2 separate regions of the Homo sapiens genome follow, and region 2 is linked to region 1. The links are chromatin loops, found by intact Hi-C in ENCODE. Cell type or tissue: chondrocyte. All regions are shown on one strand. Each heading gives the region's core, and the rest is flanking DNA. Links, peaks and the distances in the headings are about the cores only.

The links. A loop is a pair of places that touch in the nucleus more often than their neighbours do. Peaks named below come from ENCODE experiments on the same cell type or tissue, not always from the same donor. Only the 100,000 strongest peaks of a DNase experiment are listed, where the experiment ranks them.
Region 2: it touches region 1 in a loop (2.8-fold over the local background); 3 of 110 quality-filtered maps call a loop at or near these places.

What each region holds. Positions count from the first base shown.
Region 1 is chr12:3,125,926-3,142,504 of GRCh38, reverse strand. All of the region lies in intron 2 of TSPAN9 (tetraspanin 9), which reads right to left. Among named protein-coding and RNA genes, the nearest start is that of TSPAN9-IT1, 16 kb to the left of the region's middle. RefSeq lists enhancers at 4,935-5,785, 5,847-6,346, 6,347-6,848, 9,108-9,402. In chondrocyte, for the core only: a CTCF peak has its summit at 6,856 (motif pointing left); DNase peaks (open chromatin) are centred at 3,484, 5,214, 7,624, 9,674 and 1 weaker place.
Region 2 is chr12:3,769,238-3,785,816 of GRCh38, reverse strand. No RefSeq gene overlaps it. Among named protein-coding and RNA genes, the nearest start is that of CRACR2A, 24 kb to the right of the region's middle. In chondrocyte, for the core only: CTCF peaks have their summits at 8,214 and 8,414 (motif pointing right); no DNase peak of the experiment used is centred there.

The DNA of each region.
Region 1 (16,579 bases), core at 3,227-11,226:
ATCGCCTTACATTTATATATCACCTTTCATCCCACAGCCCTTGTCCCACATCTAGGGCCAGCCTGGGAATGGTTTCAGCCCTTCTCAGGGAAGGGAGGAGGCGAGAGGCGAGGAGGGGGCCCACACAGAGGGGCCAACGTGAGCCCCATTCAGTTTCCAAGGAAAGGAGGAGGGGTCCCCAGACAGAGAAAAAGGGGAAACTCAGTTGCCAAGTGGGAAGCCCAGTGGTGTGGCTGGGTGGGGACACTCCATGGTAAAATAAAGGCTGCAGTGAGGGAGGACAGCAGGCAGCGGGCTCCCTGGAGGGCATCTGGGCCCAGCAGCGTCACCCCAGCAGCAGTCAGGCAGAGCGGTGACAATCTCAGTCTGTGTGACACTGGGCAGCTTCCTTAACCTCTCTGTGCCTTGGTCTCCTCCTCCATAGAAGGCACCTGTCACACAGGATTCCTGTGAGCACCTGGCCATGGTAAGACACTTAGCGCAATGCCTGACACCAAGCCTTGCTATGCACCTGCTGGCCACATGGGAAAGCGCCAGACAGAGGAAGTCGGCTTCCGGGCACAGGAGAAACTTATAGGGACAACTTGGGATGGGGTCCTTGCATCCAAGTCTGAGGTGGCTGCCACTGGGAGGAGGTGACTTGTTCTGATGTGGGGCTATTCCTGCAAAGGGGAAAAGCAAGAGCAGCCCACAGAACAGGTCTGGGCCAGGCTTGGTGGGTGGGGACTAAGCATGGGTGGCCCCAACTCAGAGAAAAGCCTTTAGACCAGCGGCCTTGCATTTCCCCAGCAGCTAAGATACAACACAGAGGCCGCGCAGCCCAGCCTCTGGGGTGCCACCATCTAGGACTTGGAGAGACACGTGCACACCGAGGAGTCAGGGCAAAACACAAGCGCAGCTGCAGCCGAGACACAGCCAAGGGCAAATGAGGGCACGGAATGAGGGACAGGCCACTGGGTGACGGGGTCACGCACGGCCTCCTCAAAGACACAGGACTCCTGCTGGCCCTAGAAAGATGTGTGGGCCTCAGAGGAGCAGGGCCCGGGGCAGGAGGAAGGTGAGCTGGCAGAGACCAGGGCATCACCGTGCGCTGCAGAGGCCGGCCGGATAGCCATCACCACCAGGCTGGGAGACCGAGGCGAACAGGCTGGAAAAGCCACTGGGTGTCACCCTGAGTTAAGATCCCTGTGTGCTCTCACAGCATGCCACAGCTGCCTTTGTGTGGAGAGAGTTGGGGAAGCTGAGGGAGGAAGAAGGTTCTGGCACCAAGGAGCAGGTCTGAAGGGGACAGGTTAAGATTCCTTTAGACTTCCTCCTGACACGGGGTATTTGAGAGCCGACAGAGACTGTGGAAGCTGAGCTAACCCTGGGAAAGGCAAAACTCAAACCTCTCCTTTGGCGAGGACCTCAAAGCCCCGTGGTCCTCGTCAACTGAATCTCACGGCTCCCCTCTGGCCCCATGCATGGAACCCAAAAATTCCCCCTCCCTCCCCTACTATGAACCCCAACACTTCCCACAGCCCTTCCCCACCCAGCCTTCCCTTCAGCCTTCTCCAATAACCCAAAACACCCTTGGTCCTTAATCTAGACACATCCAAACGCCCTTCCACCTGGCAAGTAAAACCCCAAATCTCTCCTCAGCCTCCCACTGTCACCTCCAAACCTCCCCTGGTCCACACTCCTGAACCCACTCTTCCCCTGGGCTTTCCCAGGAACCTCACAGCATTCTGTGCCCTCCCTGAGCCTTCCCTGTGGGCCCCCACACCCCAAACATCCCTGAGTCCTCCTACCTCAAACTCCAAACTACCCTTTGACTTCCCACACCAAACTACAAATCTTCCTCATTCCAATTCCCCCAAGAAATCCTGAACTTTCCTTGGGCATTCATCATCGAACCCCAAACGCCTCCTCACCACCCCATACCAAATCTAAAAATCCCTTCAGCTGCTCCTAAGAAACCCTCTGAACTTCCCTGCAGGGACTCCTCTGCAGGCCTGGGATGCAGAGGGCAGCACTTCTCAGCTGATCCGTGGCCAGTGCCAGGCTTTCTATTTCCCGTCCATCCCGGGCCAGTGCATGATCCTACTGTGACCTGTTTCGCACCACACATGACTCTCCTCCAGATTTCAACAACACCCAAACTGGCCCGTATCTTGTTCGATGAGAGAAGTCCTTCAGTGTCGACTAAAAATCCCTACAAGTTTCCTTGGTACCAACCACCAAATTCCGAGACTCCCCTGGAGCTACCCCTGGGAAACACTAAACAACATAAAATGTCAGGGCCAGGTCAACCGCTACAGCATTACTAAATGCACGCTTTCCACTCCAGGACTTAATTCCTTACAGATAGCCCAGGTCCACGGGCCACACTCTGGGTAGTAATCTGATGATTACTTGCACCCGACTGTCCTGGTGGCTGCCCTGAGATACCCTTCCTAGGCCTAAGCAAGCAGGCTTCCCCAGGTGTGTGGATGAGCTAAGGCGATAGTGCAAAGCAAATTCTGCAGCGGGGAGAGTGGATCTGCCCAGGGACCAGCTGGAGCTGATGGTTGCCATGCTCCTGGGGAGGCCACGTGGGTGCAACGGCCTGAGCCCCTGACGGTCAGCTGCAGGGGCTAGAGAGTCACCTGCTGTGAAGGAACATAAAAGCTATCTGAGGCCAGGCACGGTGGCTCCTGCCTGTAATCCTAACACTAGGGGAGGCCGAGGGAGGTGGATCACCTGAGCTCAGGAGTTTGAGACCAGCCTGGGCAGCATGGTGAAACCCTATCTCTACCAAAAATACAAAAAAATGAGCTGGGCATAGTGGCTCACACCTGTGGTCCCAGCTACTCGGGAGGCTGAGGTGGGAGAACGACTTGAGCCTGGGAGTCACACCACTGCACCCCAGCCTGGGTGACAGAGCAAGACCCTGTCTCAAAAAAAAGAAAAAAAGGAAAAGTTATCTGAGGGGATGCAGGGAGTTGAGGGGACCCTTGAGGCTGAGCATTAGGCCAAGGGCCAGGTCAAGAAGGAGCAGAGGGCAGCGCAGCCTGAAGCGAATCCCACCATCCCCAGGCTGGCCGACTGCAAGCCCCTCCACTGCACGGCAGGGGACACTTGGGGAAGGCTGGCCACTGGCAGGGTGAGGGGAGGAGGGGGAGGGGGAGGTGTGAACAGAAAAGGGGGAAATCTAATTAGAACTGGTTCCTACTCAGCCACCTGCTGAAAACCACAGCTCACCAACACTTGGACGGAAGGATCGAGAACAACCCTGCCAAGGATTTCTCTCCATGGTCTCAGACAGAGGAAGAGAGGAAACAAGTTGAGCCTTCCCTGGACACCGCCCCCCACCAAAAGCAAAACAGCCATGAAGCTGAAACCTGAGAGGATGCCAAGGGGCAGCGGGAGGCAATTTACAGCCCAGAAAACTGAGCACTTGGGCCAGATGTGGGTTCTGGGGAGGGGCTGGGGCACAGCGTGTAGGGAGGGTGGGGGAGCAGGCCCAGAGAAACCCTCCTCAGGGCGTCCACAGCCTGTAGCCCTGGGCTCTGAGCTGGGAAGCAGGGTACAGCTTTCCGCCTGCCTGGAGAAGAACAGAGCACGGGCTGAGGGGCGGAGAACAGGGTCCAGGACCCACCCTGCCCACAGGGCTTGGAACCTTCGGCCAGCAGTCAGATAAGTGCAGGGAAAGAAAGCCAAGCAAAGGGAAGGAGGTAGATGGGGCAAAACAAAGAAGAAACAGGGTAGCCCGGATGCGATGGCTCACTTTGGGAGGCTAAGGTGGGCGAATCACTTGAGCCCACGACTTTGGGACAAGCCTGGCCAACATGACGAAACCCCATCTCTACAAAAATACAAAAAAAGGAAAAAAAAGTCCTTTTTTTTTTTTTGTATGGCGGATATGGTGGCACGTGCCTATAGTCCCAGACACCAAATACTTGGGAGTCTGAGGAGGGAGGATCACTTGAGCCCAGGAGGTGAAGGCTGCACATGACTACCCCACTGCACTCCTGCCTGGGTGACAGCACGAGGCCCTGTCTCAAAAAAAAGAAAAAAAGAAACGGGAGGAGAGAGCCCAGCGAGGAGACAGGACTGGGCAGAGCTGGGCACTGGGGCCTCTTCCCATCCCACCAATTCACCCTGGACTAGCCCCCTCCTCTAACCGACTCCGGGAGGTGGTGAATGACCCGCAGTGAGGAGACTGAGCTCGCTCTCCTTCTCAGCTGGGCCCTGCACTTCCCAGCCAGCCCCAGGGCTCTCGTCTCCCTGGCACTAAGGAGATGCCTCATTCCTAACAGGTGTGCCAGCTACACCCGCCCCAGGCAGAGGGGCCAGCCCAGGGGTGGAAAAATCACACTACCAAACCCACGGGCAGAGCCCTCCATTCCAGAACGGGCACCGCTGGGCACTGCCCCCTCACCACCCATGGACGACAAATGCAGTCCTAGGCTCCTGAAGGGAGTGCTGAGGCCCAGAGAAGGCAAGGATGGTCCTGGGGTCACACAGCCAGTGAGGGGGACAGCGGGACCCAGACACCCGACTCCTCACACGACCTTCCTCGGAGGCTCAAAGCCAGCAGCAGCCCCTGTTTAAGGAAACAAAGCTGCCCCTCTCTTGAGCTTCAAGGGGCCTGGGATAGGACGAGGGAAGGAAGTCAAGCCCCTGAAGAGCTGCATGCAGAAATCCGTGTGACAAGAGGTGGAATTATTTCCCCTAGAAAAAAAGAAAAAGCCCTCCCTTGGCAGAGCCCAGGGGTACTGGGCTGTAGGCTGATGTAACAGAGAGAGGAGAGGCCAAGAGGAAAGGAATCCCCCTTCCCTCTCAGCAAACCTACTGCCAGGAGCACAACAGGGAGGACGCAGCTGGAGCAGGGGGTGGGGGAGATGAGCCAAGCAGGATGTTGGAGCCTGGGATAGAGCCCTCCTCCATCTGGCTGGAAAGCAGAAGCCTTTGAACTGCAACCCAGGGGGTAGCACTCCCTTGGGGCCCAAATCTGGGCCTGGCATGGATGTGGGGTGCCCAGAGCAGAGTATGTATCTACAAGGGCTGTGTCAGCTGGAAAAACCCGCAGGATGTGAAGCCACATGGGAGGCAGGCAGCAGGAGGCGGGGCTCTGGGAAGGGCGAGGAGTCAGGACAGTGGCCTGGGCTCCAGGGGCAGGCACTTATGTGTTCCAGTGAGAGAGTGGTGAGGCCTGGGGCAGCCAGGAGAGCGTGGCCCGGGGAAACGTGGGCAGGGCCCAGCTGCGGGAGCTCCAGGGAAGCTGACATGCCCAAGTGGGCCCTGTGTCCACACCCCAGAGAGGGTGGGATGGGGGCGGAAGCCCAAGGCCTCAAGAACACCCATCCCAGAGAGGAGACGACAAGGAGCCCAGGAGCCATCCACTGCTGCCCCTTAGTTTGGAAGGTCCTGCCCCTGAGAAGGTCCAATTGGAAAGAGGGTCCCGGCCGCAGTCCCCTGCCTCAGTTGATCCCAGAGTAGCAGTGGTAGCTCCACAGGCCAACTGGGATTCAGATCCCACCACAAGCACACAATGCCCTTCCACACCCGAAGCCTTCACAGCAGGACTGGACGGGGCAGGGGTTCTGGCAGCTGGGACCACCTGGCGGCTCCACAGTGCACAGTGGGGGCTGTTTCTCCAGCCCTGCCTTAGAGGGGTCCCCAGCCAATGTGCCCCCCACCCCTGCCTCCAGCTGAGGGGTACACTATGGCGGGAGCGGATGGCTGCGGTCACCACCTCCTCATTCTCGCACACTCTCTCCCTCCAGCTCCTGTTTACTTACTGGCTGGGCAGGAGCTTCAGCTTCCCACGGGCACCTGAACATGTGTTCCTCTTACAGAGGGTTTGGGAACAGAATAGATTTTCTGACAGTTGCCCTGACCTCAGGCATCTGAGGGCTCCTCTCCCTCCTTCCAACCCTACTCATGCAAACCCGCTTCACGACAAAAGGAGAGCCACCCCGACTCAGAATCTAATGACAGGGTTTGGTGTCCTGTCTTTGCAATGCTGGAGGCATCCTTCACTTCTCTGAGCCTCAATTTCCTCATCTGCAAAAAAGAGGATCCCCCAGTACCTGACACAGGGGCTGTGGGGGAGATCAATGAGACAAGGCATTTGAGGAAGAGCCACGTGAACTGTAACACAAACTGTCGAGCCCCACGCAAAGGCTTAAGAATGCCCACGATGAGTGGTGCGTGACTTATCCCGGGACTCTGGAGCCAGCCTGCCTGCATTCAAGGCCCCGCTCAGCTGCACCTGATTAGGAGGGATTCAGGGCTGCCCCTCAAAGAGGAGGAAACCAATAAATGTAAGCAAAGGAGTCAGGGCATCCCTGGCTCACGAAGTGCTTCCTACATGTTTGCTGTCACTGCACGTCACTGCTGATGTGCAGCATGCCCTTGCTCTTACGCTGTTGTCCCTCCCAGGCCAGGAGCACTGTGTCCCACCACCACAGTGCCCTCAGTAACTGCACAGGCTACCAAGCTGGGGACTCCTCGGGGAGCAACAGGACTTTCCTCGGGGACACTGGGTCTCGGCTTCTGGACCCTTTAAGACACTGAAAACCCAGCCAGCACACGTGGCAAAGATTTTCCCAATGGTGGGAACTCTACTAAAAGGGTATCTCCCAACCCTGGGACTACCTGAGCTGAGACAGCCGCTTCTCAAGAATGTCACAGGAGAGTTGGACACAGGGTACGTCTGAGAGGGCTGCCTCGGCTTCATCCCAGCCTTTCCTCAGACCCATCCTGGAATCAGTGAGATGTGGAATTTGAGTCCCCATGCCATCAAGGGGCGATGGCTGATCCACCCAGACCAAAGGGCTTGACTTGAATACGATGGACCTGGGGGAGAAATTGATAGGTTTCCTGCTGCCATCTAGTGGTCAACATCAGTAAGAACAGCAACAAGCCAGAAGGCCACCAAGCAAGCCTCAGGGCCACAGCCCCTCAACCCTGCAGGCCTGGACCAGGGCTGAATGATGAGCTGGCTGAGGCAGAACCTAGCAGGAAGCAGAGGGTGTAAGAAGGAGAAAACGTGTCAAAAACCCACAGAACACCAAAAGCCTGCTGCCTATCCTCCCAGGGATTAAGGAAGGAGTGTGCCTCATACACCCCTGTAACAAATAAAAACGTGGTGGCCGGGCACAGTGGCTCGCTCCTGTAATCCCAGCACTTTGGGAGGCCAAGACAGGAGGATCACTTGATGCCAGGAGTTCCAGACCAGCCTGAGCAACACAGTGAGACCCCATCTTTACAAATCAAATTTAAAATTTAGCCAGGTGTGGTGGAGTGCATCAGTGGTACCAGCTACTCAGGAGGCCAAGGTGGGAGGATTGCTTGAGCACAGGAGGTTCGAGGCTGCAGTGAGCTCCGATCGTGACACTGCACTCTAGCTTGGGTGACAGAGCAAAACCCTGTCAATCAATCAATTAATAGTGTTGCCCCAACTCTAAAGCAATGCAGTGCCTAGGCACTGAGAAGGAACAGGCAAACAAGATGCCAGCCCTGACTGCAGGCACCTCCGAGTGGTCTCTCCCCTACTCCCCCATGTCCTCCACAGCTAGCCAGCCCCTGCGTTTGCCATGCTTTTCCCCACATTGTTCTTCTTCCTCCCTTCTATACATGGATGATGTGCCTGTACAAACGTCACTGCCTCTTCCACGCTGCACGCCATCACCCTCATCCACCCTGGACTGTGATCGCCTGACTATACGTCCACCTTCCCCAGCAGAGCTAGCCCCTGCTCTCAGCTCACAGTCACATTCACCAGCAGAGCAGCTGGCTCTCCAGGCCTGACCAAACTGGATCCCAGGGCCCCAAATGCTTCCCGCCTTCTGTCTCAGAAGTTGGGCGCCCCAAACAGCCATCGGCCATGCCACTGTCCCCAAACTTCCCTCCATCCCTCCAGAGGGCCCATCTGCCTGTGACCCAAGGCCCTCTGACCCAAGCGACCTTCCACCCCAAAGCAGCAGCCCCGAGCGGAGGCAAGCAGACCCTTGCAGATATGAGGCAGGACAGACAGAATGAGGGGAGCTGGGCTCCAGCCTTGACCATCCCCTAACTGGCTGTATGACATGACTGGCAAGTTTCTTCCCTCCTTGAACCTTCAAAGTTCCCCATTTATACAATGAATGATCATCTCGGGTCCCTTTCAGGTCAAAATCTCTATGACACTAATTCCTGCTAAAGTGCCAGTGACCTTTAATTGTGTAACTGTTCCCACAATACTCTCATCTTCGGAGAGGAGAAAGTCTCAACCCATCACCCATTCATTCACACAGTAAAAACACACTAAACACCCAAATCCTGGGAGTGGGGTGCCTGTTTTTAGCAATGCGACCTACTGAGCTCTGCTTTAGCCACAGTCCACGGCGGGAAAGGCTGACGAGGAAGGCCAAGCATCCATGCTGAGCTGACACAGGAAGCAAAGCACCAGCCTGGAGCCTGACACCCTGCAAGATCGGGACGGCAACCCTTACATTACACACCTTCTAAGGGGCTGTTCCAAGAATCAGTCCCTCACAACAGCCCTAAGCGCTGACCCTGTTTATAATCAAAGAAACTGAGACCCAGGGGGGTTCAATAACTTACCTTCACCAAAAGATGCAAAGCCAGTGTCAAGCTAGAAACTGCGCCTGGGTGGCTGTCTGGCCATTACCCCGTGCCATGGTGGGTGATCAAGAGGTGATGCTAATGCCAATTTCCTCTCCTCCCCGTCATCCATCCATTTTCACAGGACCTGTTTCTTTGGAAACCTCCACCCTCTGCACTCTGGTTTCCTTCCCCAGTCACCCCTTATTCAAGTTTGCACACCAGAGTTGAGCAGAGCCACCTGGGGAGAAAAAAACCACCTGCTCATCCAACTTCAAGCAGCATCATTTTAGGGCACTGACCTTGTTTTCTTTGGTACACTCAGCCTGCTGGTGTTGTCTGTTTTGGAGCTGCCCTTAGATGAGGGTGGGGGGAAGATGACTGCATTGGAATGAAAGGCCTGGAAGGATTCTGAATACATACCAAGGCTCTCCTGTGATTTCCCCTGGGAGGGTCCCTGGGGCTGGGAGAGGGGCATAGGAATGGGGCCTCACATTTTACTGATACTTTTATGTTATTTTATTTTTTACAGCAAAAAAAAATTATATAATAATTGAGTCTTATTTTAAAGTAAATAAACACTTTAGACAGACAGACTGCTGGCAGATGACCAAACTGTGTACTTGTAGGAAGTGCCTGGTGAGACAGACCAGGCCTCCCGGGACAGAGCCCTGAAGTGGGAGGAGAGGACCCCTCTTTTTCCGGGATGGGTGGGGCCTGTGCACGGAGGCAGATGGTGGAGTGGTTTCTGGAGCACAGGGACAAACTCTCTGCCCCCAAAATACCTCACGCATCTGCTCATTCGTGCCTGAAATTCCTTCACCGAGGGACAGTCTTTGATTCCAGTTAGAAATAGGCCTGAAACCGTAAACCCACCCAAAAGACATAAAATGGTGCCTTCAAGTCATACTCCAAGGGAGCAAGCTTGCTGGTGTTGGGGAGTGAGGCTCTTACAACGCCTCTCGAGACAATCTGGAGGAGGCAGGACCTGACCGCTTCCTAATGGCCCCAAAGGTGACGGGGAGGAGCTCTGTGGCGGCCTCAGGGTGGCGCCTGTCCTCACCCTGACCTACCTGACAGGCGGGCGGTGGGGACGATGAGGCTGAGAGCCACCGGTCCACTAGGGATGGGAGAACCTGAGCCTGGGAAGCTTCATGGGCTGGGGAGGGGTGGCGCCTTTCAGAGGAGACTGAATAGGAAAAAGTCAAATATCTGGAACCAGGGAAGTGGGAGTCGTCCACGCCAGGCTTCGCCCAACCTAGCTGGAGGCCTGCCCTGGGGCCTGGTGTTTTAAACAGGATCTAGACAAATGGGGCCACATGTTGAGAAGCATGAACAGAACAGTGGGAGAGACTCAAACCGGGTCAGGAGAAAACAGGAATGCGGGAACTGAAGGAGAATGCTCCATGTCATGGTCCATCAGGGAATGCAAATCAAAGCACAGTAAGATACCACTTCACATCTAGGATGGCCATAATTTTTTTAAAAAGGAAAATAACAAGTGTTGGCAAGGATGTGGAGAAATTGGAACCCTCATGCGTTGCCGGCAGGGATGTAAAGTGGTACAGCCGCTGTGGAAAACAGTTTGGCTGTTCCTCAAAATGTTAAAACATAGAATTACCATATGATCCAGCAATTCTTCTCCTAGGTATATGCTCAAAAGAATTGCAAACAGGTGTCCAAACAAAAGCTTGTGCATGAATGTTCATAGCAGCTCTATTTACAACAGCCCAAAGGTGGAAACAACCCAAATGTCCATCAACAGAAGAACAGAAAAACAAAATATTGCACATAGGTATAATGGAGTAGTATTCAGCCTTACAAAGAATGAAGTACTGATGCACACTACAGCATGCGTGAGCCTTGAAAATACGCTAAGTGCAGGAAGCCAGACACAGAAGGCCACATACTGTATGATTCTATTTACACGAAATGTCCAGGAGAGGCAAATCCACAGATAGAAAGCAGATCAGTGGTTGCCAGTGGTGAGAGGCCTGGGGGGTCACAGGTAAGGGGTGCAGGATTCATAGTCAGGGTGATGAAGAAGCCATGGAAGCAAGTAGTGGTGATGGTTTTACAAACACGGTGAACGTAGTAAATGCCATCGAATTACACACTTTAAAATGGTTATAATGATATATTTTGTATGTATTTTACCACAAGAAAAAAAATGTTTTTAAAAAATTGCGAGGACTTTGGGAAGGACACAATACCTGGTAACAAACACCTGAGGGCCTATCCGACGAGGGTCCAAGGACAGGACCTGTCCTGCAAGTTCCCAGAGTATGGAACCTCCCGGAAGCCAAGCTCCAGCATCACAGCACACATCACAGCCAGCATTCCCTGCACACCTGCCACGGTCAGGCCAGAAGCTTTCATCAGCATTAGAGGATTTTCTCACTTCATACCCACAACAGCCCTAGGAGGTAGATGGGACTGCCCCCAGTTTCGGGTGAAGAAAATGAGGCTGGAGAAGGTAGGTAACTGGCCCACAGGCATCCAGTAAGTGCAGGGGCTGAGATCCTAATGGGAGCACCTGTGCAACTGGCTGCTGCTGTACGCCACCATCAGCGCAGAGAACGTGGGCCGCAGCTTCGGCATGTCCAGGCTCAACCAAGTCCCACTGTCGCTTGCTTGCATGTGACCTCTGGCTATTTACTCAACCACGCGGTGCCTGGGTAAAAACTGCAATTAACACCACCAACCTCGAAGGCCGGCTGGGACAATGAAATGAGATGACTGTGCCCAGCAGCTCCTGGCACGTAAAGGGCTCCATAAACATCCGGTTTCTTTTTTTTTTTCCCCAAAAGTGGAGAAAATGACAAAGATGGAGGAGACTGTCTCAGCAGGTAGAGCGTGTGTACCCCGTCAAAGGAGGCGAGGAGATGCAGCACAGCAAAGAGCCGCTCAGCAAAAACAAATACCACACGGGCACTGGCCCCAACGACCTTGAAGGTTCTGCCCTTGAAATCCGATGCGGCTACAACGTAAGACCCCTTCCCGAGAGTGGGCTTTGCTAGAAGCAAGAAGGGAGTGATCCAAGAGCACTGGGATCCTAAAGGAATCAAGGTCGCCACAAAAAAAGAAAATGTGCAAAGAAACAGAAGGCTGGAAAACAGCAAAAATAAAGTTTGCCGGTAAAAATAGAAGTAACTCACATTTTTAGAGCACGGCCGTGTGTGCCAGACACTCTGCTAAGCGTTTTGTGTAGGTTATCTCACTGACTCTGCACATCTCTGTGGGCCGGTACTATTATTATCCCCATCTCACTGGTGAGGCAGCAGAAGCCGAAAGAGGTTCAGGAGCTTGCCCGAGGTCACGCAGTTAGGAAGGGCCCACTCTGCCACCCTGCCCCAGGCCAGTCCCGAGAAGCCCTATCACCTGGATGCAGTCACCTGACTTTGGGGTGTTGCCTCCAGACACCATCTGCCCAGCTCCCACCCTCTGCTGTCCGTCACACCTGGAGATGCCTTTCCAGAGCAGAAAATCAGCCCCAAGCAGCAGCAAACCTCTCCCTGCCTTGCTGTGGCCAGCAAGCGGAAAGCTAGTAGCTGACGCGAACAAGAAAACATGAGAGGATCAAGTAAACATTTGGGGAAATGTTGTTAAATAGAGGGGGAAAAATGGGGAACTTCCGTTTTCACCAGCTCGATCAGCTTTAGGGCGAAACCGCAGGCTGCTTCAAGCGGCTGCCAAATGCCCAGCCAGATCCTGCCAGTGCGCTGGCACTGAGGGCAGGAGGAATCAGGTTTCCCAGGCTGGTGGGGCAGGGCTGGCCACCGGGGGAAGCGGAAGTAGAAGGGAAGCGACCCTCTGGCCACCCCAACAGCACTATCCTGGAGAGGGCCAAAGAGGCGGTACAGCCGCCCAGAGACCTTCCCAAGTTGCCAAGTTTGTCCCACACATCGGTGATCCACGCAAGAAAGAGGATGCAGGGAGGGATCAAAGAAGACCCAGGGGCCTGGGCACCTCCAAGTACACCTGATATCTGAATGCACAGAGGGCATGGAGGGGTTGGTCAGGGATGAACAATAAACAGGGTTCTACCTCTGCCAGGCTCCCGTCACTGCTTCCCCGAGGGACAGCTGGCCCCAGGGACGCCACTCCACACGGCAGGAACCGTTCATCCTACCCTTGAGCTGCCCAGCAAGGGAATTATGAAGATGAAAAAGGCAAATGCTGAAAGGAAGCTGAGCTCTTAATTTTTGCTTAAGCTAACATTCAAGGGCTTACAATGTATCAGACACTAGGCCAAGTCCTATACATGGATTATCTCATTTAATGTTCTTAACAGCCCTACAAGGTAGTTACCACCAACATCACCATTTCATAAGTGGACAAATTGAGTGCCAAAGAGTTAAGGGATACATGTGATGACGAGCTTGTGTGTGGTGGAATTAGGATGCAAACCCATGTGGTCTGACCTCACAACCCACACTCCTAACCAACATCCTTTACCACTTCCTGAAACAGACTCTCAGGAGGTAGTAGAAGGAACTATTAATCTTAGCTCCTAACCTTTGAGCATTTACAGCTTCATAAAGGGGATGGATAGACGGATCCAATGCATAGAAAAACTACCTCGGAAAACACATGTCACATTACTAACACGTGCATCCATTTCGGTTGTGCAAAGTCCTGTGGGTGGGTGTGCAGGCAGTGGGGAGCCACTGGAGTGACTGGAGAGGAGAAGAGTGGGCACTCGATTTTAAAATACGATGCTGCACAATAGCCAAAAGGTAGAAACACCCAAATGTCCATCACTGGGTAAAAGGGCAAAAAAATGTGGCATATACACACAATGGAATATTACTCAGCCATAAAAAGGGAGGAAATCTGACACAGGCTACAGCATGGATGAACCTTGAGGGTACAATGCTAAGTGAAGTAAGCCAGTCACGAAAGGTTCAATATTGCATGATTCCACTTACATGAGGTACCTGGAATAATCCAATTCATAGCCAGAAAATGGATGATGATAACCAGGGGCTGGAAGTAGGGGGAGAATGGGAAGTTATCATCTAATGGGTGCACAGTGTCAGTGTGGGATGATGAAAAAGTTGTGAAAAGAGATAGTGTGATGATTGCACAATAATGTATATGTACTTAATGTCAGTTAAAAATGGTTGAAATGGTCAATTTTATGTTGCGTATATTTCACAATAAAAAATTCCAAAATATAATGATGGTGATGTGATGAGGTGCTGAATCTCAAAGTGTTTAGTCTTTCCTTTTAGTGAGGAACAGAGTGGTTACCCAGGCAGCCTCGTGCAGAGTGCAGGGGTGCCTGACTCACCATAAAGCCAGGAAGGTATTTCTTGGGGGGCTATGGGTAATTCAGCCTTTCGTGGGGCTTTTGTTGGGGCAGGGGTTGAGACAGGGTCTCACTATGTTGCCCAGGCTGGTCTTGAACTTCTGGGCTCAAGCAATCCTCCTGCCTTGGCTTCCTGGGTAGCTGGGACTACAGCTGCACCACCACGCCCAGCCTCCTTTTGTGTGTAAGGCCCCCTTGAAGACACTCTGAAATCACGCCTTCTGTGTTTTGAAAGTTCATTTCCCACTGAGCTTGAATATCCAAGAAAGTCAGTGAGATTAGCCATTTTGTGTTTGCAGGCCCAAAAGGAGGGCATCCTACAGGTGGAGCTGGAGAAAAAGTGGTCAGGGCCCTGGATCTATGAGATAATGGACACTGAACCACATCCCTGGCTCAGTCTGCCACCCCAAACAACTTGAGAACAGAGACAAGAATGGGAAAAACCTCTCTGCCAAAAATAACAATATTGTAATATCGGTAGTACCATCATGCACCACATAACAATGCTTCAGCCAATGACGGACCACACATACGACAGTGGTCCCCTAAGATTACAACGGAGCTGAAAAATTCCTACCGCCCAGTGACATCATAGGTGTCGTAATCCAACAACACACAGTCTTGACGTGTGTGTGGTGATGCTGATGTAAACAAGCCCACTGCACTGCCAGTCGTGTAAAAATGTCTACCACAAGGTGGGCATGCCACCAAGCCTGTAGTCCCAGCTAATACGAAGGTGGAGGTGGAAGGATCACTTGAGCCCAGGAGTTCGAGTCTAACCTGGGCAACATAGCAAGACCCCATGAATTTTTTAAAAATATGTCTACCACAGCACATACAATTATGGACAGTACATAATACTTAAGAATAATAAACAACTATGTTACTGGTTTATGTATTTGCTATACTATACTTTTACCATTATTTTAGAGTATATGCCTTTAATTAATTTTCTTTAAAGTGGCTGGGTGCGGTGGCTCACACCTGTAATCCCAGCACTTTGGGAGGCCGAGGCAGGTGGATCACAAGGTCAGGAGATCAAGACCACCCTGGCTAACACGGTGAAACCCCATCTCTACTAAAAATACAAAAAATTAGCCGGGCATCGTGGCAGGCGCCTGTAGTCCCAGCTGCTCGGGAGGCTGAGGCAGGAGAATGGCGTGAACCCAGGAGACGGAGCTTGCAGTGAGCCGAGATTGCGCCCCTGCACTCCAGCCTGGGCAAGAGTGCAAGACTCCGTCTCAAAAAAAAAAAAATTTTTCTTTAAAGTTAAGTAAAACGGCCTCAAGCAGGTCCTTTACAAGGTATCCAGAAGGCACTGTTGTCACAGGAGACGACAGCTCCGTTATGTATTGCCCCTGAAGACCTTCCAGCGGGACAAGATGTAGAGGTCTCACTATGTTGCCCAGGCTGGTCTCCAACTCCTGGGCTCAAGTGATCCTCCTGCCTCAGCCTCCCAAAGTGCTGGGATTATAGTCGTGAGCCTCCACACCTGGCCAGAAAAATATTTATATAAATTTATAAATTTAGTGTAGTCTAGCACAAGTTGGACATGCTACCAAGCCTGTAGTCCCAGCTACTTGGGAGGCAAAGGTAGAAGGATCACTTGATCCAGGAATTCGAGTCCAGCCTGGGCAACACAGCGAGACTCCATGAATTTTTTTTGCTTCCTGTATCACCTGCAGAACCATGAGTCAATTAAATCTTTTTTGTTGTTGTTTTGTTTGTTTGTTTGAGACAGGGTCTCACTCAGGTGCCCAAGCTGGAGTGCAGTGGTGCAATCCCAGCTCATTGCAGCCTCCTCCACCTCCTACACTCAAGCAATCCTCCCACTTCAGCCTCCCAAGTAGTTAGGGCTACAGGTAGTTTTTGTAGAGACAGGGTCTCACTATGTTGCCCAGGCTAGTCTCAATTTCCTGGGCTCAAGGGATCCTCCTGCCTCCGCCTCCCAAAGTGTTGGGATTACAGGTGTGAGCCCCCAGGCCTGGCCCAAATCTCTGTCCTTATAAATTACCCAGTCTCAGGTATTTCTTTATAGCAGTGCAAGAACAGCCTAATACAGGGGTACCACTTTAAATCTTTTATACTGTATTTTTAGTGTACACATAGAAAAGGTGCGGTAAAGGTACACATATCCAAATCACTCTGGCAGCTCCAGCGTATAGACACACAAACACTCTTGTGTTAGAATTGCCTACAGTATTCAGCACAGAAGCATGCTGTACAAGTTTGTAGCCTAGGAGCAAAAGGCTCTTCCCTAGAGCCTAGGTGTGCCGTAGGCCATACCATCCAGGTTTGTGTAAGTGCACTCTGATGTTCACGCAACAACAAAATCACCTAACAGTGCATTTCCCAGAACACAGCCCAGTCGTGAAGCAACACGTGACTGTATAGTTATCGATCCCTTATTAAGCATTTTGTAAGTACTCTCCCTTAACCCTCACAACATCCCTGTGAGGTCTTATGCATTTGACAGAGGAGGAAAGTGAAGCTGCAAAAGGTTAAGAGAAGTGTTCACAGTCACTACACTAGTGAGCCAGGATCTGAATCTCTCATCCAAAACTTACTTTCTCAACCACTATAGGAGAGCATTTTCACTAGACACTTGAACACAACAAACGCAACAGAAGTCTCTATTGTTGGGAGGGAATATTGCCACAAAGGCCAGCATTCATCCAAACAACAGGTTTT
Region 2 (16,579 bases), core at 4,910-12,909, 640 kb before region 1:
AGCATTCCCACTTCTGGGTATTTACCAGAAGAGTTGAAATCTGGGTCTCAGATATATTAACACTCTCATGTTCAATAGCTAAGATGTGGCAACAACCTAAATGTCCTTTGACAGATGAGTGGATAAAGAAAATGTGCTATATACATACAATGAAATATTATTCAGCCATAAAAAAGGAGAACATCCTACCATATGTGACAATGTTAATGGACCTTGAAGAAATTATGCTAAGTGAAATGAAGCATAGTCACAGAAATACAACTACTACCTGATAATTCATATATAAAGTGTATAAAATAAATACATGGAAGCAGAGAGTAGAATAGTGGTTGCCAAGGGCTGGGGGAGGGGAAATGGCAAGTTGCTATTCAGTGAGCATAACGTTTCAGTCATGCAAGATGGTTAAGTTTGAAAGATCTTCACAACATTGTGTCTACAGTTAATATGGTATTGTGCATTTGAAATTGGTTAAGAGGGTAGATCTTATGTTAAGTGTTGTTACCTAAAAAAAAGTCTTTTTCAGATGATTAAAAATCAAAAAGAACCCATTGCCAGTAGACCTGCACTAAAATAAATATTTAAATTCCTCAAGCAAAAGGAAAGTGAGGAAAGTGATAGGAAATGGAAATCTGGATCTATAAAAAGAAGTGAAGAATGCCGAAGATGGAAAACATGGGGGCTAAAAAAGATATCTTTTCTCATATTTTAAAATGTCCTATAGGCCAGGCGTGGTGGCTTACGCCTGTAATGCCAGCACTTTGGGAGGCCAAGGCGGGCGGATTATGAGTTCAGGAGATCGAGACCATCCTGGCTAATACGGTGAAACCCCGTCTCTACTAAAAACACAAAAAAATTAGCCGGGCGTGGTAGCGGGCACCTGTAGTCTCAGCTACTCGGGAGGCTGAGGCAGGAGAATGGTGTGAACACGGGAGGCAGAGCTTGCAGTGAGCCGAGATTGCACCACTGTACTCCAGCCTGGGCCACAGAGTGACTCCCTCTCAAAAAAAAAAAAAAAAAAAAAAAAAAATTCGTATAAAGACTACTGACTGTTTAAAGCAAAAATAAAAACAATGTATCATGAAGTTTATAAAATATGTAGCAGTAAAATATATGACAGCAATAACACAGAGGACAGAAGGCATGGATGAAGGTATAGCGTTGTATGTTTCTTATGTTACAGAGGAAGAGGAACGATACTATGGGAAGGTAGACTGTGAAAAACTAAAGATAGATACTGTAAACCCTAGAGCAACTCCTTAAAAGAAAGAGAAATAATAATCCAATGACGGAAATAAAATGGAATTATAAAAAATATTCAATTAACTCAAAGGGAAAAGAGCAAAAACGGAGCAAAGAATAGATGGGACAAATAGAAGCTGGTAGTAAGATGGCAAATTTAAACTAAGGAACGCAGTTCAAAGCCAGAAATTGTAAGATTGGATTAAAAAAAGCAAGTCTCAACTATAAGCTATATTCAAGAAACTATATATACACACATATATATATGAAACCATGTATATACATATATATGTATATATGATTTATTGAGTGATACTGATAGGTTAAAAGTGGTGGAAAAAGAAATACCACACAAACACTTATTAAAAGAAAGCTAGAATGGCTATATTCATGTTAGACAATGTAGATTCAGAACCAGGACTATTTGCAGAGATAAAGAGGGACATTTTATAGTGATAAAGGGGTGAATTCATCAAGAAGACAAAAGAATGCAATACATGAAGCAATATTTGATAGAACTGAAAGGAGAAATAGGCAAGTACACAATTAGAGTTGGAAACCTCATTATTATTCTCCCCAATAACTGATGAATGAAATAGAAGACAACCATAGTGCAATAGAAGACTCAAAGAACACTATCAACCAGCATGACCTCATTGATATTTATAGAACATTCCATACAGTAAGAGCATAATACACATTTTATTCATGTCTACATAGAACATACGCCGAGATAGACCATATACCAGGCCATAAAATTAGTTGCAATACATTTAAAATATTTAAATCATACACAATATGTTCTTTGTCTACAACAGAAATAATAACATAAATATTTCCAGAAAATCCCCAAATATTTGGAAATTATCACACTGTTAAATAGCTCATGGTCAAAAACAAATAAAAATATATAAAAATACTTTGAATGGAATTAAAATGAAAATGCACATGTTAAAATCTGTGAGATGCAAGCCGGGCATGGTGATGAGTGTCTATATAGTCCTAGCTACTCAGGAGACTGAGGCAGGAAGATCACCCGGGCCCAGGAGTTTGAGTTCAGTCTGGGCAACATAGTGAGAATCTGCCCCCCACAAAAGTAAATAAATAAATAAATAAAAAATTTAAAAAAAAAAGTCATTTTAAGAGGCAGCTAAAATAGTGCTTACAGAAAAATTTGTTGCCTTGAATTATCATAATAGAAAATAAAAAATATTTTGGCCAGGTGTGGTGGCTGACGCCTGTAATCCCAGCACTTTGGGAGGCTGAAGCAGGTGGATCACCTGAGGCCAGGAGTTCGAGACCAGCCTGGCCAACATGGTGAAACCCTGTCTCTAGTAAAAACACAAAAAAATTAGCTGGGCATGGTGGCACACACGCCTGTAATCCCAGCTACTCGGGAGGCTGAGGCAGGAAAATTGCTTGAACCTGGGAGGCGGAGGCTGCAGTGAGCCGAGATCATGCCATTGTACTCCAGCCTGGGCAACAAGAGGAAAACTGTCTCAAAAAGAAAAAAAAGGAAAGAAAAAAATTTTAAGTTAATAATCTTATTTTTCACCTTACAAAACCACAAAAAGAAGAGCAAATTAAACCTGAAGTAAGCAGAAGGAAGGAAATAATAAAAGATAAGAGTATAAGCCAAAGATGCAGGAAACAGAAAAGCAGTACAGAAAAACCAATGAAACCAAGAGCAGATTTGCTAAATAAATCAATAATATTGATATGCCTCTAGGTAGCCTGATATGGTGAAGGGAGCGAAGACACGAATCACCAATATCAGGAGTGAAAAAGGGGATATCACTACAGATTCTACAGATGTTAAAAAAAATCAGGAAATATTATGAACAATTTTAGGCCAATAGATTTGACAAATAAAATGAAAAATTCCTTGAAAATCACAAACTAAAAAAGCCCAAACAAGAATACATAAACTGAAGAGCCCTATATCTATTTAAAATTTCAAATCTGGGCCAGGCGCAGTGGCTCACGCCTGTAATCCCAACACTTTGGGAGGCTGAAGTGGGCGGATCACTTAAGGTCAGGAGTTCAAGACCAGCCTGGCCAACATGGTGAAACTCTGTCTCTACTAAAAATACAAAATAAAATTAGCTGTTTGTGGTGGCAGTTGCTTATAATCCCAGCTACTCGGGAGGCTGAGGTAGGAGAATCACTTGAACCCGGGAGGTGGAGGTTTCAGTGAGCCGAGATGGTGCCATTGCACTCTAGCCTGGTGACAGAGCAAGACTCCATCTCATTAAAAAAAAAAAAAAAAAAAAAATCAAATCTTTAATTTAAAACCTACCAACAAACTTCAGACCCAAAAGACCACTGGTGAATTCTATCAAATTTTTAAGGAAGAAATAATACTGATTCTACATATGTTTTTATAAAGTAGAAGAGAAATGATGCTTTCTAACACATTTTATGAATCCAGCATTTTCCTAATACTCAAACCAAAGAGAATTATTACTGGAAATTTATCAGTGTCCTGTATCAGTCCATTCTCACAATGCTATAAAGAACTATCTGAGACTAGTAATTTATAAATAAAGGAGATTTAATTGGCTCATGGTTCTGCAGGCTGTACAGGAGGCATGTTTGGGGAGGCCTCAGGAAACTTACAGTCATGGTGGAAGGTGAAGGGGAAGCAGGCATATTTCACATGGCCAGCAGGAGTCAGAGAGAGAGAGAAGGAGGAGGTGCTACACACTTTCAAACAGCCAAATCTCGTGAGAACTCTATCACAAGACAGCCCTTGGGGGATGGTACTAAACCATTAGAAACCATCCCAATGATCCAGTTACCTCCCACCAGGCCCCACGTCCAACACTGGGGATCACAGTTCAATATGAGGTTTGAGTGGGGACACAGAGCCAAACCATATCAGTCCCTTATGATGATAGATGCAAAAATCATTGACAAAAATATTAGCAAATTAAACCCAGCAATATATAAAAGAATAAACTTCATGACAAAGTGGGGTTTATTTCAGGAGTGCAATATTAATTTAACTTTTGAAAATCAAGTAATGTAATTCACCACACTAATAGACAAAAAGACAAACTATATGATCATCTCAATAGATGAAGAAAAAGCATTAGAAAAAAAACTCATTCATGATAAAAACTCTTAGCCAACTTGGAACAGAGTGGAACTTTTCAAGCTCAATAAATGGAATCTTTGAGGAACCAACAACTAACATCATGCTTATTAGTGAAAACTGTATGCTTTCTCCTTACGATTGGAAAGAAAGCAAAGATGTCTGTTCCCTCCCCTTCTACTCAGCATTATACTGGAGGTTCTTGGCAATGCAGTAAAGAAAGAAAAGGAAATAATGGAAAGGAAGAAGTAAAATGGTCTTTACAGTCACCATGATCTCGTCTGTAGAAAATCTTAAAGGACCTACAAAAAAGTGAATAGAGTTTTTCAAGATTGCACAATATAAAGCCAATATACCAAAAAAAGCAATTGTATTTCAATATACCAGCAACAAATAATTAGAAATTTAAATAACGCAATATCATTTACAATAGTGTTCAACAACATGAAATACTTAGGAATAAGTTTACTAGCCTTAGCAATATGGTGAAAAATACAAAAACTACAAAAATTAGATGGATGTGGTGGCACGAGCTTGTAATCCCAGCTACCCGGGAGGCTGAGGTGAGAGGATCACTTGAGCCCAGGAAGCAGAGGTTGCAGTGAGCCAAGATCGCCACTACACTCCAGCCTAGATGAGACAGCAAGACTCTGTTTCAAAAAAATAAATAAAAGGAGTAAGTTTACCAAGATACATGTAAGACCTTTATGTGAAAAACTCTATGCTTATGAATCATAAGACTCAATATTGTTAAGATGTCAGTTGTCCTCAAATTGTTCTATAGAATCACATAATAAGCTGATTCTTACATTATATGGAAACTCAAAGTTCTTAGAACAGACAAGACAGTGTTGAAAAAGAAAATTTAGATGGGCTTATGCTACTTGTTTTCAAGACATATTAAAAACTACAGTAATGAAGACAATATCATATTGGAATAAAGATGGACAAGCAAATTGGAAATAGATTCTTACATATGGAGTCGATTTGGGTCAAAGGTGCCAGTTCAATGGGAGAAGTGATAGTCTTTTAAGCAAATAGTATTGGAACAATTGGATAGCCATATAGAAAAAAATGAACTTTAACCCTTATGTCACACTATTCATAAAAGAAAAAAAAAAAACACAGATGATATACCCAAACATAGAGCTAAAATTGTAAAACTCTAGAATAAACTTTTGGAGAAAAATTTTATGACCTTGGATTAGGCAAAGATTTCATGGATATGACACAAAAAGTACAAACCCAAAGTACTGATGAATTAAACTATTAAAATTAAAGATTTTTGCTCTTCAAAAGACAGTGCAAAAGAAAATAAAAATGCAGTTATAGCCCAGGTAAGGGGATTGGAAAAGTATGTATCTGATAAAGGACTTGTATCCAGAATATAAAAAGGACTCTTACAACTCAGTAAGAAAAATGACCTGATTTTTATTTATTTATTTATTTTGAGACGGAGTCTCTCACTGTCGCCTGGGCTGGAGTGCAGTGGCATGATCTCGGCTCACTGCAACTTCTGCCTCCCAGATTCAAGCAATTCTCCTGCCTTGGCCTCCTGAGTAGCTGGGATTACAGGCGCCTGCCACCATGCCCAACTAATTTTTTATATTTTTAGTAGAGACGGGATTTCACCATGTTGGCCAGACTGGTCTCGAACTCCTGACCTTGTGATTCACCCGCCTTGGCCTCCCAAAGTTCTGGGATTACAGGCATGAGCCACTGCGCCCAGCCAATATTTCTTAAATAAAGAAATAATAAATATTTTGTTCAATGTTATGGCCATGTTGGCCAGGCTGGTCTCGAACTCCTGACCTCGTGATTCACCCGTCTTGGCCTCCCAAAGTGCTGGGATTATAGGTGTGAGCCACCGCGCCCGGCCCAACCTGATGTTTTTAAGTGCAAATGATCTAAACAGATACTTAGTAAAGAAAATATACAAATGACAAATAAGCACACGAAAAGATGCTCAACATTATTTAGTTTTTAGGGAAACGCAAATTAAAGCTGCAGTGAGATGCCATTACATACCCACTGGAATGGCCAAAATTATAAAGACTGGCAGTACCAAGTGTTGACAATGATGTGGAGCAGCTGGAACTTTAATTCATTGCTGGGAGGAATGCAGATATGAAACAGCCACTTTGGAAAACAGTTTGGTAGTTTCTCATATAGTTGCTTTATGACTGAACAGTCCCATTCTTGCAGATTTACCCAACAGAAATGAAAATGTGTGTCTGCAGAATGACATGCCTGAGTTTTCTTAGCAGTTTTATTTATAATAGCTTCAAGCTGGAAACAACCGAAGTACCACAAACTAGTTAATGGATACATAATAATAAATATAATGGATATATTTATTCATTGGAATACTACTCATTCAATCATATTACAGCATGGGTGAATTCAGAAATATTATGCTAGGTAAAAGCAGACACAGAAGTGTATGTTTCCATTCGCATGAAATTCTAGAAGAGGCAAGACTATCATGATAAAAAGGAGATCAGTAGTGCCTGGAGTCATGGGTGAGAGGAGAGACTGATGGTAAAAGGGTACAAGAGACTTCTAGGGGGAATGAAAATCTACTATCTTGCTTTGTCGTGGTTACAAAGTGTAAACATTTGTCAAAACTCATCAAACTTCACTCTTAAAATGCAGAATGGATAAATAATGGAATATTGACAACAACAAAAAGGTACAAACTACTGATACATGTAACAATGTGAATAAATCTCACAGACATGTTGAGTGAATGAAGCCAGACACAAGAATACATACTCTTATTCTTCTGTTTATTTGAATTTCTAGAAGCAAAAAAAATTAATCTGCATTGAAAAAATCAGAGATATGGTTGCATCTGAAGCAGGAGTGGGGAGTATTGGCTGAGAAGAGGCCTGTGGTAATTTTCTGGGATGGTGGTAATATTCTTTATGTTGACTGGAGCGTGAGTTACACAGGTATATGCATTTGCCAAGACTCATTGAACTGTACACTCAAGATCTGTGAATTTCATTATGAAACCTGTGAATTTTCACTTAAGATCTGTGAATTTATACCTCAATAAAATTTTATTTAAAATTTAAAGAAATGCTTTCATATGCACCATTTTGTTTGTCACAGTAACTTGAGAGAGAGGAATGCAGCAAAAACTCTCCCTGTTCAGAAATTCAATGTTTGAGTCAATTATATGACTTGCCTGAGATCACACATCTGGGATAAGAATTCAGTCTTTTGCTCCTGTTCCACTCTTCTTTCTATTGAATGTACTATTTAGTGGTTTAAACTGAACCATGAACACAATATATGTGGTCTTTTGTAAATAAGTGAATGGAATGTGATGTTCTATAGTCAAAGCAAACCTGTATGTTTTCTGAAGCAGTGGGACCCAAATAAAAACAGGAACATAAAAATATCCTCTGCAGTGATATCTCACATGGGCATGGCACAGTGTTTATATTGCAATCCATATCCCATCATTTACACCACCCTGTGTTAAACTGTAAAGGAAAACCACTCAGTAACAGCAATTCTGGCTGACAACTTACAATTAATCAGCAGAGTTGTTGTACATGTGAGTTTGTTATGAAGTTCAGATAGATGTGAAGCTGTTTTGTCTGAGACATCAGTCACCCGTTACTGCAGGAGTGTTAGTGCACTCAGGGTCTTCTTCCTTTCTAATGGATGTTTCTCCTAAAAGTGCAGTCATAGTGGAAGCAGTTGATTTCCTCAAGCACAAAAGCATCATTTTATCATGGAAACACTATGATATGAAATAGCTAGAACCTCCTAGTAAGTTCATAACATCCAGTTGTATGAAGTCACAAATGTCAGGGCTTTACTGTCAAAGAGGAACGGCAGATTATACGTTCATTGATCAGATCACTCAGTGTTTTTTGGTTCTGATTTCTCCATAGAGTATTTGAGAAATAGCTTTTATTGTGAATTGATTTCTAGATATTGTTACTATTAATTGGCTTCTACAAAAGTTTAGTTTGGCTTAGGTAAGTTCCAGCTTTGCCTGGTCAGCGGTTTGTTTCTAGAAAATCTTCTGATGCATGAGTCCATTCCTGCACCTTTCTACCTCTAGATGGGGCTCTTCTCATTTCATCCTGATTTCACAGTCTCCAGAAATGCCAGGGAAGAAGATGGCACAGGTGCTAATTGTCATGCTTTCTTCTTTTTATGAAGGTTCTCACATGACAAATAGTCCCTTCCTTCCCTCCTTCCTTCCCTCCTTCCTTCCCTCTGTCCTTTCCCTCCCTCCCTCCTTCCCTCCCTCCATTCCTACAAATGTTACTATCTACTCTATGCTAGGCATTGGAAATGTAAAGGTAATAACGACATAGTCTTTCTTAAGTTACATCTAACAACACAAACAGATATGTACTCAGATAATCATAACACAATGTTGGAGTGCTATGATAAAGGGCAAGGAAGATGAACTTGCAAAGTTAAGTTAGGTCTAGATCATGAAGGGGTTTGTATATCATGCTAAGGGTTTGGACTTTCTTGAGAGGGCAATAGAGAACCTCGGAGTGCTTTAGGCAGGGAGGAGTCATGATCAGAGCTGGGTGTTGGAGACATCACTCTGGCCTCAATACGAAGGATGGATTAGAGCTGTGAAGACTAGAGCCTCCTTTGCCGACTCTCTGTTTTCCTGACCTCTTCTCTCCCTTTCTCTTCTCTTTCCTTTTCTAGCTATACCCCCTTGTGCTGCTATGAGAGGTGATGTCACCTAGTCCTGCTGCTTTAAACAGGATCTGTTGAGTGATGACTCCCAATTTTATATCTCCAGCCCAGACCTCCCCTCTGACCCACTGCATCCTATATTTAAAAGCCTTCTCAGTCTTCATTTGGCTGTCTAAAACTTGTTCTTTCCCTTGTCTTTTCCAGCATAGTAAGTGTCACCATCATCCATCCCTTTAGTTATCCAAACCACTCCCCATTAGACATCCTCTTCTTTCTTCATGCCCCACACCAATCCATCACATCTGGGCTGTCTCTAAAACATATCCTGACTCCATCCACTTCTCCTCATCTCCACTATTACCTTCACCCAAGCCAACATGATCTTTCATTTGCACTATTGGAGTAGCTTTCTAACTGTGATCCCTACTTTCCTTTTGACCATACACCAACCAGAGTGATTTCTTAAACATAACTTGGATTATATCACTCCCATGCTTACAGCCTATCAGTTAGTACCCATTGCACTTTAAAAAGTTCCCAACTCCAATCTGAGAACCAAAGGCTTCTCCATTATTTGGTCTACCCATCCTCACCTAGATCGCTCTCTCTTGCTCATTACACTCCAGCCTCATTGTTCTTTCAGTCCCTCCATCACTGTGCACTAATCCTTCCCTCTTCCTGGCATGCTCTGGGCAAGGCTGGATGCTTGCTTCTCCTCCTTCAGACCTCAGCTCCCTCCTCTAGAGCCAGCCTGTCTCTGTGGGCCCTCCGTGCTCAGTTACTCTTTCTCACATCACTCTGCTTATTTTCTTCCTAGAAAACATGACAATTTATAATCATCTTAGTTGTTTTATTTTCTGGCTCTCCTACTACAGTATAAGCCCCATGACTCTAGCAACTTCTCTCTCACTCACCACAGTGTCCTCAGAACCTGAAAGAGACCGTGGTACAAAATTCACGTCATGGATGACATAGTTCATGTAGGGGCTGTGATGGTAGTTCAAATGAGTGATTATGAGGGCTTCAGTGAAATGATGTCAGGATGGGAAGCAGAGGAGGTTTCCATGAACATGTAGAAGATTGAGTCAGTAGGACCTGGTGACTGAATGAGTGTGAGGATGAGGAAAAGCAGTAAAAGGTATTTCTTGGCTAGATGCATAAGCATGCCACTGATGTGATGCGACATTCAGGGAGAGGAGCAGGATAAAGCAAGGGGGAGTGCAAGAGCAGTGAGGCTAGGGAGAGTTAAGCATGACAATAACTTGATCTGTAGAGCTGGCTAGGGTTCTAAGAACACTTTGCAAGTAGAATTAGATTGTAGATATTTTCATTTGACATCTACGTTTTTGAAATTTAGGCATATTTTAAGACATTATTTCTGAGTCTAGTTGCTTTCTCTAATTCTATTTCCAATTCTCTGTTTCCTCTCTTACCTTTAGAAAAGTGTTTGATCTGATACAATCAAATAAAATGCCGTAAAGTCAATATCACGGTTTAATGGTCTGATCAAGATTTTGCATTTTCCCCATATTTCCAATATAAAGTTGTTTGAAACATTTAAAGTCTCCTGAACCACTTGACTTTTCACATCCTAAACATACTTTGAGCCCAGTTAGTGAAATTCACTGAATCAAAGAAATGGAGAGTATTAGAGGTGGATGGGCTTCAGAGGTATATTAGTCAGTTCCCACACTGCTATAAAGAATACCTGAGACTGGGTAATTTATAAGGAAAAGACGTTTAATTGACTCACAGTTCTGCTTGGCTGGGGGGCCTTAGGAAACTTACAATCATGGTGGAACGTGAAGAGGAAGCAGGCACCTTCTTCACAAGTCAGCAGGAGAGAGAGAGAGAGAGAGAGAGCAAAAGAGCAAGGAGGTGCCACACTTAAAACCATCAGCTTAAACCATCACACTTAAAAACCATCATGATAGTGAGAACTCCCTCACTATCACGAGAATAGCATAGGGGAAACTGCCCCCATGATCCAATCACCTCCTGCCAGGTCCCTCCCTCGACACATGGGGATTAGGATTCGAGATGAGATTTGGGTGGGAACACAGAGCCAAACCATATCAAGAGGTCATTTAGTTCAGCTGAGGAGAAGAAAAGTCCCAAGTTAAATATAGCTTGCCAAGTGGCTGAACTAGGAAAAGAACTCAAGGGATATTTCATCAAATCCATTGAGCAGCACTGAATTTGAACCTCAGCTCCTGATTGCAATGGAAGAAGTCTTCAGAACGCTGGTGGTATGTTTGTGCTGCTCTTTTCTCCACACATTAGTTCAGTTGACTTTTTTTTTTTTTTTTTGAGACGGAATCTCACTCTGTCACCCAGGCTGGTGCAGTGGCACGACCTCGGCTCACTGCAAGCTCTGCCTCCCGGGTTCATGCCATTCTCCTGCCTCAGCCTCCCAAGTAGCTGGGACTGCAGGTGCCCGCCACCATGCCCAGCTAAGTTTTTTTTTTGTGTGTATTTTTAGTAGAGATGGGGTTTCACTGTGTTAGCCAGGATGGTCTCGATCTCTGACCTCGAGATCCGCCTGCCACGGCCTCCCAAAGTGCTGGGATTACGGGCGTGAGCCACCGTGCCCGGCCCAGTTCATTTGACATTTCTGACTATCACAGGCAGCACCAAACCTCATCCTTTTCCATTGCAGAGCTGTTCCAACTGCTGCCTTTGGATTTATGGAGAAATGACTGCATTTAGCAAAATATGTCTGTTTTTTTTTAATGACAGTCTTAAGTCTGACTGATTATATTTATCCCCATCTCTGTGTTCTTCTTTCTGAAATACACACCTCTCTCTTCTTTTCTTTTCTGCTTCCATTGAAGGACTTTTGGCCCAAGTGGGTGTTTGTATTCATTGCACCAGCCAGCCCAAGTAGTCTAGGGAAGGAAAAGCTGATAAAGATTTTGCATATTTGTCAGCCTTCTCAAGGTCTTCCGACAGTCTGCCGGGGGCTTCATTGTTCCTTCATGGGGTATTACTTAAGAATCTTTGTCTATACAGCGGAGTAAGCAGTGATGAGACAGATCCTAATGCAGCACAGGTGCACACCCCCTGTTTGTCTATCGTTGTGCTAACAGCAGAACCAGCCCACCCAGTATTTAAAACACTAAGCAGAACCACCCATCTGAAGGGACCATGCATTGTACAAAAAGCTGTCCTCATTCTCTAAGCTTCCAAAGAAACTGCCTTCTAAGCAAGGCACGCCCTTGGCACCTCTGCAGGTGGACAGATCTTTCCCCCATAACCCATACATAGCTCTGGCCACCCAGGACACCAAAAGAGAGAGTTCATTTTCTGTTCACAGCCCCTAAACTTTAGTCTCAGGACAGAATGGGGCCCAAAGGTCATGCAGTACAACCATTTATATTCTTGTGATCACACTGGAAGGTTCTCCATGTGTAACTTATGGATCTTGCCAAGATAGAGCCTGAGTCTGTGTCCCTATTATTTAAATGCCTTTTGAGTCAAGGAAAGGTTAACACTGGCTGTCTGGAGATAAGTCCAAGTTATAACTGGCATTCAGTGTCTACATAATTTACTCCAGCATGTATTTATAGACTTATCTGCTTCTGCTTCTCAATCCAATTTCTGTATTTTAGCAAAATAATATTATTTTTCTCTCAAATTCACCTTGTGCGTTTCCATTTCTAAAAACTTCTTTCTCCAGGCACATGTTATTTCCTTCCATCTATATTTCTCACATTCCTGCAATCTGTCAATCAAAATTATATCCATCCCTAAGATCTGATTCAAATCACGCCTTCTCCAGAAAGGCTTTCCTGATCGTTCTAGCTAAAAGGCCTCTCTCCTTCCTCGAAACTCTGATATCTCAGTTTGTCTGTCTGTTATCACCTTACCTTATAGCTTAGTTATTGTATACTCACCTTCCCTACCTCCTGCTTTAGTTAGACTGTAAACTCTCTGAGGACAGGGTCATTCTTTTTAATCTCTGTATCCCCCACAGCCTCTAAGACAGCCTTTTGCACTTAATAGGAGCTCAACAAACATCTGTTGGGAAATGAATGAGAATCACATAATGAGTAGTTAAGGAAACATGAAATGAGTAGTTAAGGAATTTTAGAATCCTGAAAAACTCAGCTGGTGACTGGGTCCCGAGTAAAAGAGAAGAGCATGAGCAGGAAGTGAGCTGGTTTGATCCCTCTTTGGAGGCAGCCAGCTGCAGCCCCAAAGAAATCTATTTCGTTTAAAAAAACAAAAACAGCAAACAAAGTTGGCAGAGGAAGTGATGACGTCAACATTCCGTTTCTGCACAGATGTATCACTCAATTAAACTCAATAGCTCAAACACCAAATTACTACATCTTCACCCCTCATCCTCCACCTAGCTTTCTCAAAACACACACACTCATGCCTAGGGGACAGACAGCAAATATGTTTTAGAATTTTGGTAGGTATTCTTGGTAGGGCAGAAAGTGTCATCCAGAATTCTCTCCTCAGGTACTATATGCTGGGAAAATGGGGATAGCAATATGTGTGTGCAGTGTTTCAGTTCTTTTTTGGTAAAGGCCAAGATTGTAGATAAAAATTCATTTTAGTTGGATTTCTGCCATTACTGGTATCAAAAATAACTCCATTTTAGTGATGCTGAAAAGTACTGAGCAGGTGGCTGGAAACCTGGCACACTGTCCCAGAGATCCTGGCAGCAAACTCTGAGAGTGCACAGGGACATTGGATAGCTAGACAGGGCATGGCCCGAGCAGGGTTGGCTTTGACTGGGGCTACATGCAATCAGTGTAGGTCAGAAGGAAGGAGAGAAAATTTATGTCACAACAAGATGTCACCTACACAGTTGAGGAGCTGGTCATTGCATGTCCAGAGTTCACACCTCCATTGCTGAGTCAGTATTGAGAGTCAGGTTGCTTTGTTTTGTCTTGTTTTTGTGTGTTTTTTTTTGTTTTCACAGCCTTTTTGAGGTGTCATTTATATACCTTATACCCATTGCAAGTATACAACTTAATGATTTTTAATAAAGGTATAGAGTTGTATGACCATCATCACAATCCAGTTTTATTACATTGTCATAATCCTAAACATTTTATTAAGCTCATTTGCAGCCCAAACCAACTTCTACCCCACCTCCCCAGGATAATCATTAATCTGCTTTCTGTCTCTATAATTTGCCTCTTCTGGACACTTACTATAAACGAAATCATCTAATATATACTCTTTGCATCTCTCTTCCTTTTTTTTTTTTGAGACAGAGTTTCGCTCTGTCGCCCAGGCTGCAGTGCAGTGGCACGATCTCGGCTCACTGCAAGCCCCACCTCCTGGATTTACACCATTCTCCTGCCTCAGCCTCCAGAGTAGCTGGGACTGCAGGCGCCCGCCACCACGCCTGGCTAATTTTTTGGTATTTTTTTTTAGTAGAGACTGGGTTCACCGTGTTAGCCAGGATGGTCTTGATCTCATGACCTCGTGATCCGCCTGCCTCAGCCTCCCAAAGTGCTGAGATTACAGGCGTGAGCCACTGCGCCTGGCCTACATCTGTCTTTTTTAGGCATACTTTTTATTAGGTTCATTCATGTTGTAATATGTACCAGTATTTTACTCCTTCGTATTGCTGAGTAGTATTCCATTGAATGAGTATACCATATTGGGTTTATCCACTCACCAACTGGTAGACATTTGGATTTTTTCCAGGTTTTGGCTAGTACAAATAATGCTGCTATGCACATTCAATTATGAGTCATTGTATGGAGATGTTTTCATTTCTCTTGGATAGATTCCTCAGAGTGAAGCCACTGAGTCTTGGGTAAGTTTTTGTTTAACTTAAGAAAGAACCAAAGAATTTTCCAAAGTAGCTGTACCATTTTCATTTCTTCCAGGAACATGCAAGCATTCCAGTTTCTCCACACCCTCACTAATACTTAGTATTACCTGTCTTTGAATATAGCACTCTACTGAGCATATAAGAGTATCACATTATGTTTTTTTTTTTGAGATAGAGTCTCGTTCTGTCCCCCAGGCTGGAGTGCAGTGGTGCGATCTCAGCTCACTGCAAGCTCCGCCTCCCGGGCTCATGCCATTCTCCTGCCTTAGCCTCCCGAGTAGCTGGGACTACAGGCACCTGCCACCACACCCGGCTAATTTTTTGTATTTTTAGTAGAGACGGGGTTTCACCATGTTAGCCAGGATGGTCTCGATCTCCTGACCTCATGATCCACCTGCCTTGACCTCCCAAAGTGCTGGGATTACAGGCGTGAGCCACCGCGCCCAACCCACATTATGATTTTAGTTTGCATTTCCTTATGACTAATGATGCTGGGTGCCTTTTCATGTGTTTATTTGCTATTAATATGTCTTCTTTGGTGAAATATTTATTCAAGTCTTCTATCATTTTTTAATCAGTTGTAATTAAAATTACTATAATTACTGAATTGTAAAGCTACCTTTTATATTCTGGATACTAGACCTTTATTAGATATATGTTTTGCAAATATTTCATCCCAGTTTGTGCTGGTCTTTTAATTTTATTAGGGTTATTTTTTGAAGCACAAAGGTTTTTAAATTTAATAAGGTGCAATTTACCAATTGTTTCTTTTATGGATCCTTCTGGAGTCATAAAGATTTGCAGAAGATTTCTCAAAAATATTTTTCTCCTATATTTTCATTTAAAAGTTTTATAGTTGTAGCTCTTCTACTTAAGACTGTGACCCCTTTGAGTTTAAGGAGAATGTAAGAGAAGGGTCTAAGTTCATTTTATTTCATATAGATATCCCTACCCAAGCCCCTACTGTGGAACAGACTATCCTTTCCAAATCGAATTGTCTTGTCCTTCATTAAAAATCAATGGACCATAAATGTAAGCTTTTGTTTCTGGATTCTAAATTCCATTTAAAAAATCTGTATGCTTGTCTTTATGCCAATACCACATTGCCTTTATTACAGAATAAGTTTTGGGCATTGCAAATCATCCAACTTTTTTCGCCTTTTATAAAATTGTCTTGGCTATTCTAGGTCTTTTGCATTTTCGTATAAATTTTAGGATCAACTTGTCAATTTCTACCAGAAATCCTGATGGGATTCTACTATGTTGATTCTATGGATCAATTTAAGGAGAAGTGATATCTTAACAATGTTGCATCTTCCAGTCCAGAAACATTTCATCTTCATTTATAAAGATCTCAGTTTGGACTTAGTTTGCTATTCTTTTTCTTTTTCTAGTTTCCTATAGTGGAAACTTAGGTTGTTGGTTTTAGATCTTCTCCTTTTCTAATACATTCATTCAATGCTATAAATTTCTCTCTAAGCACTAGTTTCACTGCCTCCCACAAATTTTTATGTTTTATTTAATTTTCACTTAGTTCACACTATTTTTAAATTTCTATTGAACTTCTTTGGCCCATGTATTTTTTAGAAACATATTTTGAGATTTTCTAGCTGTCTTATGTTATTGATTCCTCATTTAACTCCATTGTGGTGAGAACATACTTTGAATGATTTCTATTCTTCTAAATTTGTTAAGGTTTGCTTAATGGCCTGGAATGTGGTCTATCTTGTTGAATGTTCATGTGAGCTTGATAG